3 separate regions of the Mus musculus genome follow, and regions 2 and 3 are each linked to region 1. Evidence: chromatin contacts called from ENCODE POLR2A ChIA-PET data. All regions are on one chromosome and are shown on one strand. The core of a region is the stretch at or near the end of the contact, and the rest is flanking DNA. Distances in the headings are between cores, read along the strand shown. Region 1 holds the start of Eif5 (eukaryotic translation initiation factor 5). Region 2 holds the start of Bag5 (BCL2-associated athanogene 5). Region 3 holds the start of Cdc42bpb (CDC42 binding protein kinase beta).

Region 1 (4,121 bases), core at 1,210-3,709:
GAGAATGAATGTACAGAGTTTATGATGTGTGTCAAGCATGCCTCGGTACCCACAGGCTTTACAAGAATTACCTATTGTTTGCTTCTTTGGATTGACATGCTATTAAGGAAAGTAAAAACAAGTGTCATCTACAGCCAAAAAGGAAAAGTGGATAGAAGTTTTTGTTACATTATAAAAGTGCCAGAAGACATCTAAAGTACTAATTTAACCCAATTTTCTTCATGATAGTCTTGAAAAAAAACCTAAAAGGCACTCACCAGATCTGTTTCAGGATTCTCACACTCAGGACAGAGAACAAATTTTTTAATGAATCCATCCAACATGTCTTGCAGCTTATTCGCCTCATGAGATCCATTGACAATGTAACGGTCATTCTTAACATCAAACTGGGTCTGTGCTCCCAGCTCACAACCAAAATATTTGGTGGGATCTGTATAAAGACAAGACATTCCATTATAGTTAACTAAAGCACTGGTTGCACGTGAATATACAAAAACTCACCGTGTTAAAATTACAGGGAAACTGAAATACAGCCAGGGTGGCTTAATGACACCCAATCAAGTAGGTCCGCAGTTCCAACTTGCTAATTAACATGATTGAGGAAAGATGTATAGCTCAAAGACTGTAAAAACTATAGCCATAATATACCTTTTCAGGCTTCTCCAAGCTTTACTTACACGTTGGAGGCCGATTAAGCGCCTTTGCAACGTCAACCATGTTGACTATAACTGTCTTGATTCCATTTCCTTTGCCCTCAACCTAAAGGAAATAAGAATTTCAATTTTGCACTGTCTTCCCTGTGAAATGTAATCTTTCAAAACCTATCAAGAGTGTGCGGACCAACAGGCTACTAAAATAAAAACCAGCATTACCTTAGCAATCAAACGGGGCATCTTGTAGCGATAGAACTGGTCTGACACGCTGCGGTTGACGTTGACAGACATTTTGGCTTATTAGTGACTTTATCAATAAGATGAAGAGATCTTTGATTGCAACTTTTTGGTATCTTCTGTCTGGAGAAGAAGGGATGACATAAACGACTGCAAGAGTTCTCGGTCTCTGACATGAAAAAATTTTCGCCACTGAGGCTGTAAGCTTCTTGCTTGTATGCTATGTTTCCCCAATACAGGTACCAATGGCTGCGCAACAGCTCTGAAAGAGAAAAGGAGAAAACACACAACAACCCTACAGGTTTAGCATCACTCCTCCCCGGGACAACTTCCCGTCCCCGAGTCCCTCACACAACTAACACTCCGAGCTCTAACAGCCCGAGTCCTTGTGAGAAAACAGCTGACATCCCCATGTAACAAAGCACAACTCCAGGAACCCAGGAGGCCACCATTTTGACACGGGTTGTGACTGGCAGGGAAACTGCTCGAAACGAGGAGGACAACACGGAACACAAACCCTGCTCCCTCAGCCGCCGGGAGATTGTCACATCAAAGGCCACCGGCGAGTCATGGGTTGCCCCGGCCGAGCGACAGCGTTGTAACTGCCGAAAAGGGGATCCGGGCCCTTTCTCTCCCTCACTTCAGGCCCGGGGGCCACCAACTTCGCCGATGGCGCCTCCCCCGGCTGCCATCGTGGTAAAACGGGAAACGTCGAGCCGGACCTGCCAACCGCCGAGGGGCGGCTTCGGCGACTCCGGGGGCTTCAGGGCGGCAAGTCCAGGCTGGGAGCCATTGGCTCCGTCGGAGCACGAGGACCACGGCCGAAGCCGCGCCCGGGCTCCCTCCCCTCGCTCCCTCGGCGCACGGCCGACCTTCGCCCTCGTCCCCATGGCTACGCGACGGTCGCAGCCCGTCGCCCGGCCTCCCCCTTCCGGCGGCCGGCGGGGCAGAGGTGCGGCCTCCCTGAGTCACAAACGCGCCCCGGGCCTGACTCAGCCACGGCGCGCGCGCGGGCGCGCTCCCGCACGGCCCGGCCCCCCCCAAACTGCGCCACACGCGCGGCGGGTCACGCGGCCGCGCCGCCATCTTGCCGCCGCCATGGCCCGCCGCCCGCGACTCACCGTTTTCGTCAAATAAAGACATAAACCCAACGCGGCTCGCCCGGGACTGGGAGGAAGAGGCGCTGGAAACCGGGTCCGGAGCGGCGGGGCCGGCGGCGAGCGGAGGGGCGGCTGGGCAGGTGCCGCCGCCGAGCAGCGGGAGGGACTGTCCCAGCGACGTCCGCGTCCACACCAGCAGCGCCGAGCCTGGCGACCTGGCGGGGACAAGGCAGTGAGCGGCGGGCGGCGCCTGCCCCCGCCGGCGGCCCGCGGGGTGGAGGGGCGGGAGCGCAGGGCAGGGGCGCGGGCCACCGCCCCCCGCGGACTCACCTCTGGAATGTTCTCGCTCTGACTGAACAACGCCGCCGCCGCGCTCAAGCTACCCTCGGCCCCGGAGCCCGCCCCTTGTACCGGGCAGCCACCGCTTATTGGCCGCAGGCCCTCCCAACTTCTCTTGTCATTGGCTCGCATGCACGTCGATCTCACGCTTCTCCGCCCTCCACTTCCTGGGGCTCCACTCGTGGTCTCGGCCCGCCTCCTGCCTGTCCCAGCTTCCTTCCCTTCCCTTCCCCCCCCCAACTCCGTCCTTCCCAGAGGCCTTCGCGGTCTCGCGATAGCCCGGCTCGCTCTGAGTTTATGCGTTCAGGCACTATGGCGCCTGCCTAGTCCTCTCTCGGGGCGGGGCCGGGCCGGCTATGTCCACGGTGCTTCTCTGTGGGCCACGCGTGATCTAACTGCTCATCTGGACCGCGCCAGGAGGCTCCCGACACTGCGGCTCCCCTTGCCTCTTTCCCACCACCCTTCCTGCTGCCTGGCCCGTGCCTGTCATCCCATATGGTGCCTCTCCCTGAGCTCGGGGAGCCAAGCCGCCGCCGAGCCGAGACTCCGCGGTTGTGGCTCTGAGGTTTCCCACGATAGAAACCTTTTTTTGTGTAGCTTGGGTCCCCGCGCAACTTAGGGTGGTCTCGACCCCAGTCAGGTCCGGCTGTGCCTCGAGGTTTGGCCATCCCCCCGCCTCGGGGCTCAGTCGCCACGTAGGGCCACCCCGTCCAGCCCAGCCCGGTCTGTAAAGGCCAGGCTGGTTGGTGACTGTGACTCCCTGCAGGTGCACCCGAGGAGGCAACAGTGTTTTATTTACTAACAATTTATGTTCGGAAGAGGAGCCCGGACTTTTTCTTTCCTAGACACTCTTCCATTATTTAAAAGAAAAAAAAAACTTCTTTTTTTGGTAAAAGTTTCGACTGAGAGTTGAAATCATCCCAGAGTCCAACTAATAATATAGAAATACCTGTTCCACCTTCCCAGGGCTTCTGAGAGCAGCAGCCTGGCTTAGTCAGCAGCTGCCTGGTTTCCTGGATGGGGAGAAAGAGCAGTGTTGTGGAAGAAGGGCTGCCCTTTGTTCTACGCCAGTAGAATTTGTAACAAGGTTAAAATGGAAAGATCAATTTTATTTTGCCCAAATCCAAGGTTATTTCCCCATGACTTAAAAGCTCTGTAAAGCTAATTGACCATGTCCGTGAGGGAGACTAAAGACAAGATGCAGAACTGAAAGATTTGTGTCTCTTCTGTAGCTTTTATTTCACAGTCCATGGCTCTACAGTTTTTACGGCTCTGTGCTTATCCAGGTTCCCCCTCGTTAAAGTGGAAAGATCTCAGGCAGTGCCTCTGTGAGCCATGGATCATGACTTGGCAGTATTGGAAAAGATTGAGTTTTTGCTTGGCTGAACTCAAATGGCAATATTTTAGAAACTCTCAGAAAAGGGTGTGAAACCAGTCCGAGGTAAGAGGCTTGTCTCACAAAAGTATTTTTGGTAACACTATACAAAGTGGTCTTTTCTGTATGTTCGATGGCCTGATGTTTAACTTCATTTTAAAAGTTTGTAGGAGCCAGGGGTGCTGACACCTTTAATCCTAGCACTCCAGAGGCAGAGGCAGGCTAGCCTAGCCTATATAACAAGTTCCAGGACAGCCACAAAGGAGATGAAAATATAAAAGCTTATGCTAGTGTTGCTTTTAATTTTTAGTGCTGTTATTATGGACAACTTCTAAGAATCACTTTGATGCCCTTTCAGTATGTAGCCCAGCCTGGCCCCAAACTCATAGCTAGCTTCATGCCTCAACCTCCCTAGTA
Region 2 (4,121 bases), core at 432-2,931, 180 kb before region 1:
TTAGCCTTCTCCAGCATTAGTTCACCAGAAACGAAGGTCAGGCAAGATGGCTCAGAGGGGAAAGCGTTTCATAAGAAAGCCTGAGTTCCACCCCTGGCACCAACCATGGAAGGGATAAAGGCTCTCCAGAAAGCTGTCCTCTCAACTCTGCCGCAGGCATATCACACAAAATCATTGCAATTTTTAAAAAAGTAAAAATGAATGTTAAGGCAAACTCTGACCACGAGAAAGCTGCTGGGTGAGTTAAATTTTCCCCTCCCAAAGCATGTTCAGGCACCTGTTTCATCTTTTCTGCCCAAGGACTAGAGTTATATTTTCTAAAGACAGAAGTGAAGGCTTGTTTTTTTTCTTGTGCCAGGAAACTGAGCCAGAGGCCAGGGTCCTAAGGCAACAAATCTAAACTGGAGTAGTCAGAACTTCAAAGCTAAAAGTGTGCAAGGAGACACAGCATAGCAGAGATGAAAATTTTCACAGCAAGCACATTTTGCAATTCTTAATTTTCTCCATCTCTCTTCTCTCTCCTCATCCCTCCTTCCCTCTCTTCATTATTGCTTAAACCAAGCTCTCTAGTCTCTATCACTAGCTTAGTGGTCATTGAAGTGTTAGTAGCCACTGATTAATGTTTTACCTCCAGCCTTAGCGTTTTCATATGACTGATAGACTCTAAACCTAGGCCTTTTTTTTTTTTTCCCGAGACAGGGTTTCTCTGTGTAGCCCTGTCCTGGAACTCACTCTGTAGACCAGGCTAGCCTCAAACTCAGAAATCTGCCTGCCTCTGCCTCCCGAGTGCTGGGATTAAGGCGTGGGCCACCACGCCTGGCAACCTAGGCCTTCCTTAAGCAAAGCATTCTGTTGCAAAGAAGTGCAACTGAGGGCTGGTGAGATGGCTCAGTGGGTAAGGGCACCTGACTGCTCTTTGGAAGGTCCAGAGTTCAAATCCCAGCAACCACATGGTAGTTCACAGCCATCCGTAACGAGATGTGAACTCCCTTTTCTGGAGTGTCTGAAGGCAGCTACAGTGTACTTACATATAATAAATAAATAAATCTTAAAAAAAAAAAAAAAAGAAGTGCAACTGACTAAAAAAAAAAAGCTTTATTTAGTTTTATATATGTGAGTGCATTGTTACTGTCTTCGGTGTTCCTAACAGCTGAACCATCTCTCCAGCCCAGCAATTGTTTTTTTGAAAAAGGCTTCACGCCCATTCTTGCTGCAGACCTGCACTGTGGATCTCTGACATCGCGTGCACGTTTACAAACAATGCGAAGTCTACAGAAGTGGGATGATGAAGTCAGCCACGGCTTTAAGTCGAACACTAATCTTAACGATGCGAAAATGAGAAAGAACACCCTTCAAGAGCTGTGTTAATACAAATGGGAATTAACTCGGGGATAAGCAAGGCTCGCGCTCTCCACAGCGGATCCCGGGCAGTGATCATCAGTCCGTCGGAGAGGTGCAGGCGGCGTGGGTTTGCTCGGCGGCCTTCCTCCCTGCCAGCGCCCCCGGCGTCCCGCTTACCCGGCTGGACGCCGCATCCCTGTGATCCGTAGGGCGCTCACGGGCCAACCTAACGCCGCCGCCGCCGGAGAAGGACCGGCAGAGAAGCCGGCGAAGCGCTCTGCTTCCGGGCCGCAAAGCCGCCATGGCCCGCGCGTACGGCAGGATCGCGACAGTGGAAAGGTTGGCGTTACGGCGGCGTCGCAAAGCCCGAGCCGACGCGCGGCGAGGCCGACCGTGCGCATTCCCTGGGACGGACGCCGGGCGGCGGGGCCCGCGCGGGACGAGGAGAGGACAAGTTTTCCCCGGGCTCACTGCTGACGGGCCCGCTCTGCGAGGACGGCGACAACGCTGCGGAAGTGTAGGTGGCGGGGCGCGATGGCGCGTGCGGCCCAGGTGAGCGTGGGGCGAGGGCGCGAGCTCCGTTCTCCCGGCCTCGGGCGCTCCGCCGCCCTCGCTGCGCAGGCCCGCGCCCGCCGCGCGCCCATTGTGAGGTCAGGCGGCGGCGCGTCCGGCCGGGCCGAGACCCGGGAGCGGCCGCCGCGGCCAGTAGCTGCCGCCGCCTCCGCCGGCCCCTTCACCGGCTGCCCGGGTCAGACCTAGCCGGGAAGGGCGAGGGGGGATGCCGCTGGGGGCACCGCTGCGGTGCCGCTCCCCGTGAAGGGCCGATCTCCCACCTCGCAGCCCCCCGCGGCAGCCAAGACCGCCGCCGCCCAGACCTCCCGGGGTAAAAGCTCTGCGAGGGCCGGGCTTGGACCCTCCCGGGGACTGAGTTCTGTGGCCTGCCCGCCAGAAGTGAGCTGTTTGACAGAAACCTGAGAGCGTGGGAAATGCTCTAAGCGCACATACCGGGAGGCGAGTGACCGAGTTAATCGCAGTCGGCAGGTTTGGGCGGCGGGTATTTGAAGTCAGGGTGAGGATTTGGAAGTTTCGTAGCTCCTCTTTCAGAAAAGTAGAAAGTTAGCTAGCTGTCTGGACGAATGGTGCTCCTGTGAGTGTGGAAGAGCTACTGTTAACTTCCAAACTGGTTCCAGAGAGTAGATTAGGATGGGGGGGGGGGGGATCTAAGGAAATTGTGTTGCTAACCTGGTGGGTTGACTAGAATGGCAGTGTACGCAGCTCGCTCTCATGGTTTAAGACAGAATTCATAGGCCTAGACATCCACCCAGGCTGGATCATGAGGACCTTCTGTCTGTCGTTCAAATCCCTACCGTGTTCCCCTATTTCCGTTTTGCTTTGAATTCTTAGGGTCACCAAGTAGCCCATGGTGATCTTGAATTCGTAGTTCCCTTTCCTCTGTATCCCCGACGCTAGGATTGTAGGGATACACCAGCACACCGGTGAGCTTGCTTTGTTTTGTTCCTGTCCAGCTGTTTTCAGGAGAGGGAGTTGACATGTCACATCTTCCCTTTCCTCAAGCAACCTTTTACACCTTTGACGAAACCTTTTGTGTATTTTGGTGCATGCCCAGGTGCCAGAGTTTGGCCTCCCTGCCCGCCCACCATCATTTCCTTGGTGTCCTTTGACTTTGGCTTTTGAAGTGGGGCTTCCCATGGTCCTGAAGGTCCTCGGTTAGGCTAACCTGGGCTGGCCAGTGAATCACGAGATCCATCTATCGCCGTCTCCCCGGCACTGGCTTGCCTGGCTTTTCTGTTTTACTTCATGGGCGTTGGCGCTTCGCCTGCATGGATGTCTGTGCATCACTGTGTGCCTGGTGCCTCTGAAGACAGAAAGGGAATCAGATGCCCTGGGACTGGGGTTACCTGTGTGGTCATGCACTGTCATGTGAGTGCTGGTAATCAAACCCAGGTCCTCTAGCCAGCACCTTTAACCACTGAGCCCTCTCTCCAGCTCCGCCCCAGCTTTTTTTTTTCCACATGTGTTCTGGAATTCCAGCTTGGACACTTGATGAAAAATTATCTCCACAGCCCGAATGAGCCCTTTTAACAAGTGTACTAAGAAGGAGTGTTTAGAGTGGGTTCTTGTCCTGCAGAGACTAATACGTTATCATTCTTGCTATCTTTCAGTGCTTGTGAAACTGAACACAGAAGTATGGATATGGGAAACCAACACCCCTCCATTAGTAGGCTTCAGGAGATCCAGCGGGAAGTAAAGGCTATAGAGCCGCAAGTGGTCGGCTTCAGCGGCCTGTCGGATGACAAGAACTACAAGAGGCTGGAGAGGATTCTGACCAAACAACTTTTTGAAATTGACTCTGTGGATACGGAAGGAAAAGGAGATATCCAGCAAGCTAGGAAGCGGGCGGCACAGGAGACAGAACGTCTCCTCAAGGAGTTGGAGCAGAATGCCAACCACCCACACCGCATCGAAATCCAGAATATCTTTAAGGAGGCTCAGGCCCTTGTGAAAGACAAGATTGTGCCCTTTTACAGCGGAGGCAACTGTGTGACTGACGAGTTTGAGGAAGGCATCCAGGACATCATTCTGAGGCTGACGCACGTGAAGACCGGAGGGAAGGTCTCCTTGCGGAAAGCCAGGTACCGCACGCTCACCAAGATCTGCGCGGTACAGGAGGTTATTGAGGACTGTATGAAGAAGCAGCCGTCCCTGCCACTGTCTGAGGATGTGCATCCTTCAGTGGCCAAAATCAACTCTGTCATGTG
Region 3 (4,121 bases), core at 921-3,420, 160 kb after region 1:
TCTGCTGTGAAGCAAGAGTTGGCAAACTGCAGCCCTATAAACCCCTGGCTTCTGTAAATAAAGTTGCACTGGCACAGAGCCACCCTCATTTGTTTAGACATCATCTATGCAGATGTGGAATTCTCAGGATCTGAGGGCTAATCCCTCCAGACTGCCTAGGTAGATTATCAACCTGTCCCCAACTCTGGACCAAGTCTTTGCTTGTGGCTTGAAGTGACTGTGTTGTGAACATTTTGAGGTGTTGGGATAGGCTAGCTTGGAGTAGGGTTGGCGTGTTGATCTAAAAGCTGTTTACTGTAAGGACATGGTGGGCTCTCATGGATGCCATACATAGAAGATACATAGCTAGGCTTCCTCAGGCAAGAGCCAGCACCCAAGCCTCTCACCCTTCAACTTGTTGGTCACAGACTTTCTGTTTTCTAAAATATTAGCCCTCATGCTCCAAAAGCAGGCACCAAAGTAAAAGTAGTTATGAACAGGGCAAGTGAGCAAAGGGCTTCCCGGGTGGCAACTCAAATCCTTTCCCAAACTGACTAAAATGCACAAGAGGAAATTGACTACAGAAAGCTTTCTTTCTTTCTTTCTTTCTTTCTTTCTTTCTTTCTTTCTTTCTTTCTTTCTTTCTTTCTTTCTCAGAGACAGGGTTTTCTCTGTATAGCCTTGGCTGTCCTGGAACTCACTTTGTAAACCAGGCTGGCCTCGAACTCAGAGATCCGCCTGCCTCTGCCTCCCGAGTGCTGAGATTAAAGGCATGTGCCACCACGCAAGTATACTCACTGTTTCAAGTTCAAAGGAAGCTTACAGAGTACACCTGGGTCTGATCTGTCCCAGGGGTGGACGGCGTCCTAAAAGGCAGTGCGGAAACAGATCTGGGATGAGCAGACGCACTGAAGGCAGTTGGGTTGGGCACCTCAGACTGGTACCGGGGTGCAAGGGCAAAGTCCTAATTTGGAGGGATTAAATAGTCCAGCAGCATGCAATCAGAGAAGGGACTCAGAGTTGTCCGTTGGGAGTGGCTGGAAGTGTGACAGGGCCAGCCAAAGAAGACACTCTCGTGGGCAAGCTTACGGGACAAAGAAAAAGCAAGAGGGCTGTCAAGGAAAAAAAAATGCAGTTGGCTGCTCAGACTTTAGTTTTGGGTAGGATGATTCTCTTGGGCTTTAATTTTTAAGTTTAAACAACTGGGCATCACACACATGCAGTAACTCGTGAATATACTTTATATGTGTATAGATTCCTTCACAATAATAAAGATCTGACAAGGGTTCGCTCTATCCAACCTACAATACCGGGCTATTTTGCCTGCGTCTTAAAAACTAAGTTAGATACACACACATACTGACGCGCGTGAATTTTGAGGGCAGTTTGGAGGCTTATGTGTGTGCTTCGTAACCCCAACCAAGTCATACATCATTCCCAGCAGGCAGGGACTCTTCAGTCGCTTCCTGCTGGAGTCGCCATTCGGCTTTCCACCCTGCGCTTTGCCTCAGGCTCCTCTCAGCTTCCGGCTTCCAAACCCCACCTGCCCCGCCTCTGCTGCACCACAAGCCCCCATTCTTTTGAAGCAACCTTGGGGTCCACAAAGGGCTCCTCCTCTGCGGAGGTTGGGGATGTCATAAGGGATGTTTTACATCAACCTTCTGAGCCGTCCAACTGAGTGAAAGCGGCGACTCGCCTGGAGACAACAGTCTACTCCCCACCAGGTCGACACCCTAATAATCAGTCACGGGGTAGACTCTGAACCGATGAGACAGGGCACTGCGCATCCCCAGCGGCGCGTGCCCAGTGGGGAGCGCGCGTCCAGCGGACCCCGGAGCCTCCCGGCAGGTGCCCCGCCCGCGTCTCCCGTGCGCACTGGGACCCAGAGCACTGTCGGTTCACAGCTCAGACGAGCTCAACCGAAACCCAGCAGTAATGACCCGGGGGTCGCGCCGGACAGCTGCCTCGCTAGGCCACGAGGGTCGGTCCCGAGGATCGGGAACAGAGCCGAACTATGGGACCCAGGGCGCACACAGCGCGGCTGGGCGCCCCGCCCGCGCTCCTGTGCGCGTGCGCCACCCGCAATCTCGGTTTCGCACTGGGTACCCCGCCCCACACCGTCCCTACGGCGAACCGCGAGGCCCAAAGAGCGGAGGATCGCCGCGGGCCGAGGGCGGGGCGTCGCGCTGAGGTCAGCGCGGCGGCGATCGGCCCCGCGGTGGTTGGCTGCGCCGCGCTGGCCGCGCCCTGGTTGGCTTGCAGGTCGCGGGCTGGGCGGCTGGCCGGGCTGAGGTCGGGGCTCGGGCGCCGGCCGGGTGTACGCGGTGCTGGGCTCCGCCGCGGTCCGGGTCGGTGACGGCGCGCGCGAGGGCGCGGCCAGGCGCCGAGGGCGGGGACGGCGTGCGGGCGGCGCCTAGGGGAGGAGACCGGCCCATGGACCCGCGGGGCCCGGTGCCCCAGACTCGGTGCCGCCGGGACGGAGCCCAAGATGTCGGCCTAGGCCGGGCTGCGACGACAAGGACTGTGCGGCTACTGGACGCCGGGGTGCGCGGCCGCCGGGCCGGGGAGTGCTGGCTCTGACGCCGGGGCGCACGGACGGAGAGAGGCCGGCGCGTGGGGAGCGGGCCGCGCGGCACCATGTCGGCCAAGGTGCGGCTCAAGAAGCTGGAGCAGCTGCTCCTGGACGGGCCGTGGCGCAACGATAGCGCCCTGAGCGTGGAGACGCTGCTGGACGTGCTGGTGTGCCTTTACACCGAGTGCAGCCACTCGGCGCTGCGCCGCGACAAGTATGTGGCGGAGTTCCTCGAGTGGGGTGAGTAAGGTGCCGCTCGCCCCCCTGCGCCTCTCACTGCTCGCACCCGCGCCGGGCCTCCCTGGTTCTGCGCTCCGGAGCCACATCCTCCGTTTGCACTCCCCCCACTCCCGGCCATCGCCCTGGCCGCTTCCTAGACCCACCCTCCCAGTCTGGATATCATTTCCTGCAGCGCTCCCTGGGATATCCGCCCTGCCCCCGCCCCGGACTAGCCTTTGGGGTCCAGAGTCGAGCCTGGAGCTACCCCTCCTAGCCCTAGACTCTACCGGGTGGGAGGGCAGCCTCTGTGCCTTTTGCACCTCCTCACCACCCGCCCCTGCTCGGTGGGCCTTCCGAAGGCTTCGTTCCACAGCCCAGCCCCTAGGACTCCACCCAGGTGACAGCCTGTCCACCTCCCCTTGATGTCCACGGCTTGAATATCCCTTTCTTTTAGCACGTCCGAGCAGTTTTTAACTGTTAAAGGTTTTATATAAAATACAAGAACCCTCCCCCAACACCCCCAACCCCCGACTCCCTAATTGTAACCGTGTCAGACTGGTGATATTTCGGGGTGTGTGTGACAGCTAGAACTGTCACTTAAAAACTTATACATCTGATCTTGGGTATTCGGTTCATCTAGGGATCTAATGCAGTAATCATAGATCGGATGATCTATTGTGCTTTATTAGGACGAATGCTTGATTAAGTCATTCATTGACAGTTCTCAAGACAGGCTACAGTGTAAGGTTTCAACCAACCCGGACAGTAATTTCCCCTTAAGACCCTCAGTTCCCTCACAAGGACTAAGGAGGAGGAAGTGTGATTTAGGTTCAGGTCCAGCTCTGTAAATCTTGTCCTTGGTTGCTTTCGTCATTGGGCTAAGACTGTGCAGTTTGAACCAGTCATTTCTAATCTTCCGGACAGATAAGGTTGATATTTACAGGAGGAAACAAATGTGTTCCACATGCAGGCCTCCTCCTCTAACCGAAATCTAGAGCTGTGTGTAGAACTTCATTGTCCCTCAGTTTTAGAGGGCTTCTGCCTGGTTGCTATTCCGTGAGATGTTGCTGCAGCTGCTTGAGAGCAGCTAGGGGAGGTGTGGGGGCTTTGTTGTGAGGGGCCTCTCTCTGCTCTTGGTCACACAGAGGACTGAGCCCTTCCTTGAGAGCACTGGCTCTCCGGAGACTTAGCAGTGACACGATTTCCAGTTGGATAGTGAACTGATTTCACAGAGTTGCTTTGAAAGTGAGGTCTTTAGTGCACGCTGCAATCTGAGACTTCTCAACATTGGGTTTGCCATTCTTAGCACTGGATCTTGCGATCGAGGCAGTTCCGCAGTCAGGTTCAGCTG

What was found. ChIA-PET counts read pairs that join two places held with the same protein, here RNA polymerase II (POLR2A).
Region 2: POLR2A ChIA-PET joins it to region 1 with 10 read pairs in embryonic stem cell. The contact joins the promoter of Bag5 here to the promoter of Eif5 in region 1. POLR2A ChIA-PET finds 5 or more read pairs at or near these places in 2 of 5 experiments (Patski and embryonic stem cell).
Region 3: POLR2A ChIA-PET joins it to region 1 with 11 read pairs in embryonic stem cell. The contact joins the promoter of Cdc42bpb here to the promoter of Eif5 in region 1. POLR2A ChIA-PET finds 5 or more read pairs at or near these places in 3 of 5 experiments (Patski and embryonic stem cell).

The regions. Positions count from the first base shown.
Region 1 is chr12:111,536,439-111,540,559 of GRCm38, reverse strand. Eif5 (eukaryotic translation initiation factor 5) reads right to left here and starts at 2,459. Exons shown (of 12, transcript NM_173363.5): 1 at 2,321-2,459; 2 at 2,012-2,205; 3 at 873-1,152; 4 at 678-759; 5 at 258-430; 6 at 1-99. The coding sequence starts at 944.
Region 2 is chr12:111,710,816-111,714,936 of GRCm38, reverse strand. Bag5 (BCL2-associated athanogene 5) reads left to right here and starts at 1,681. Exons shown (of 2, transcript NM_027404.2): 1 at 1,681-1,893; 2 at 3,525-4,121. The coding sequence starts at 3,550. It overlaps Coa8 (cytochrome c oxidase assembly factor 8), which reads right to left and starts at 1,668. Exons shown (of 5, transcript NM_026511.2): 1 at 1,519-1,668. The coding sequence starts at 1,644.
Region 3 is chr12:111,375,767-111,379,887 of GRCm38, reverse strand. It overlaps Cdc42bpb (CDC42 binding protein kinase beta), which reads left to right and starts at 2,170. Exons shown (of 37, transcript NM_183016.2): 1 at 2,170-2,791. The coding sequence starts at 2,617.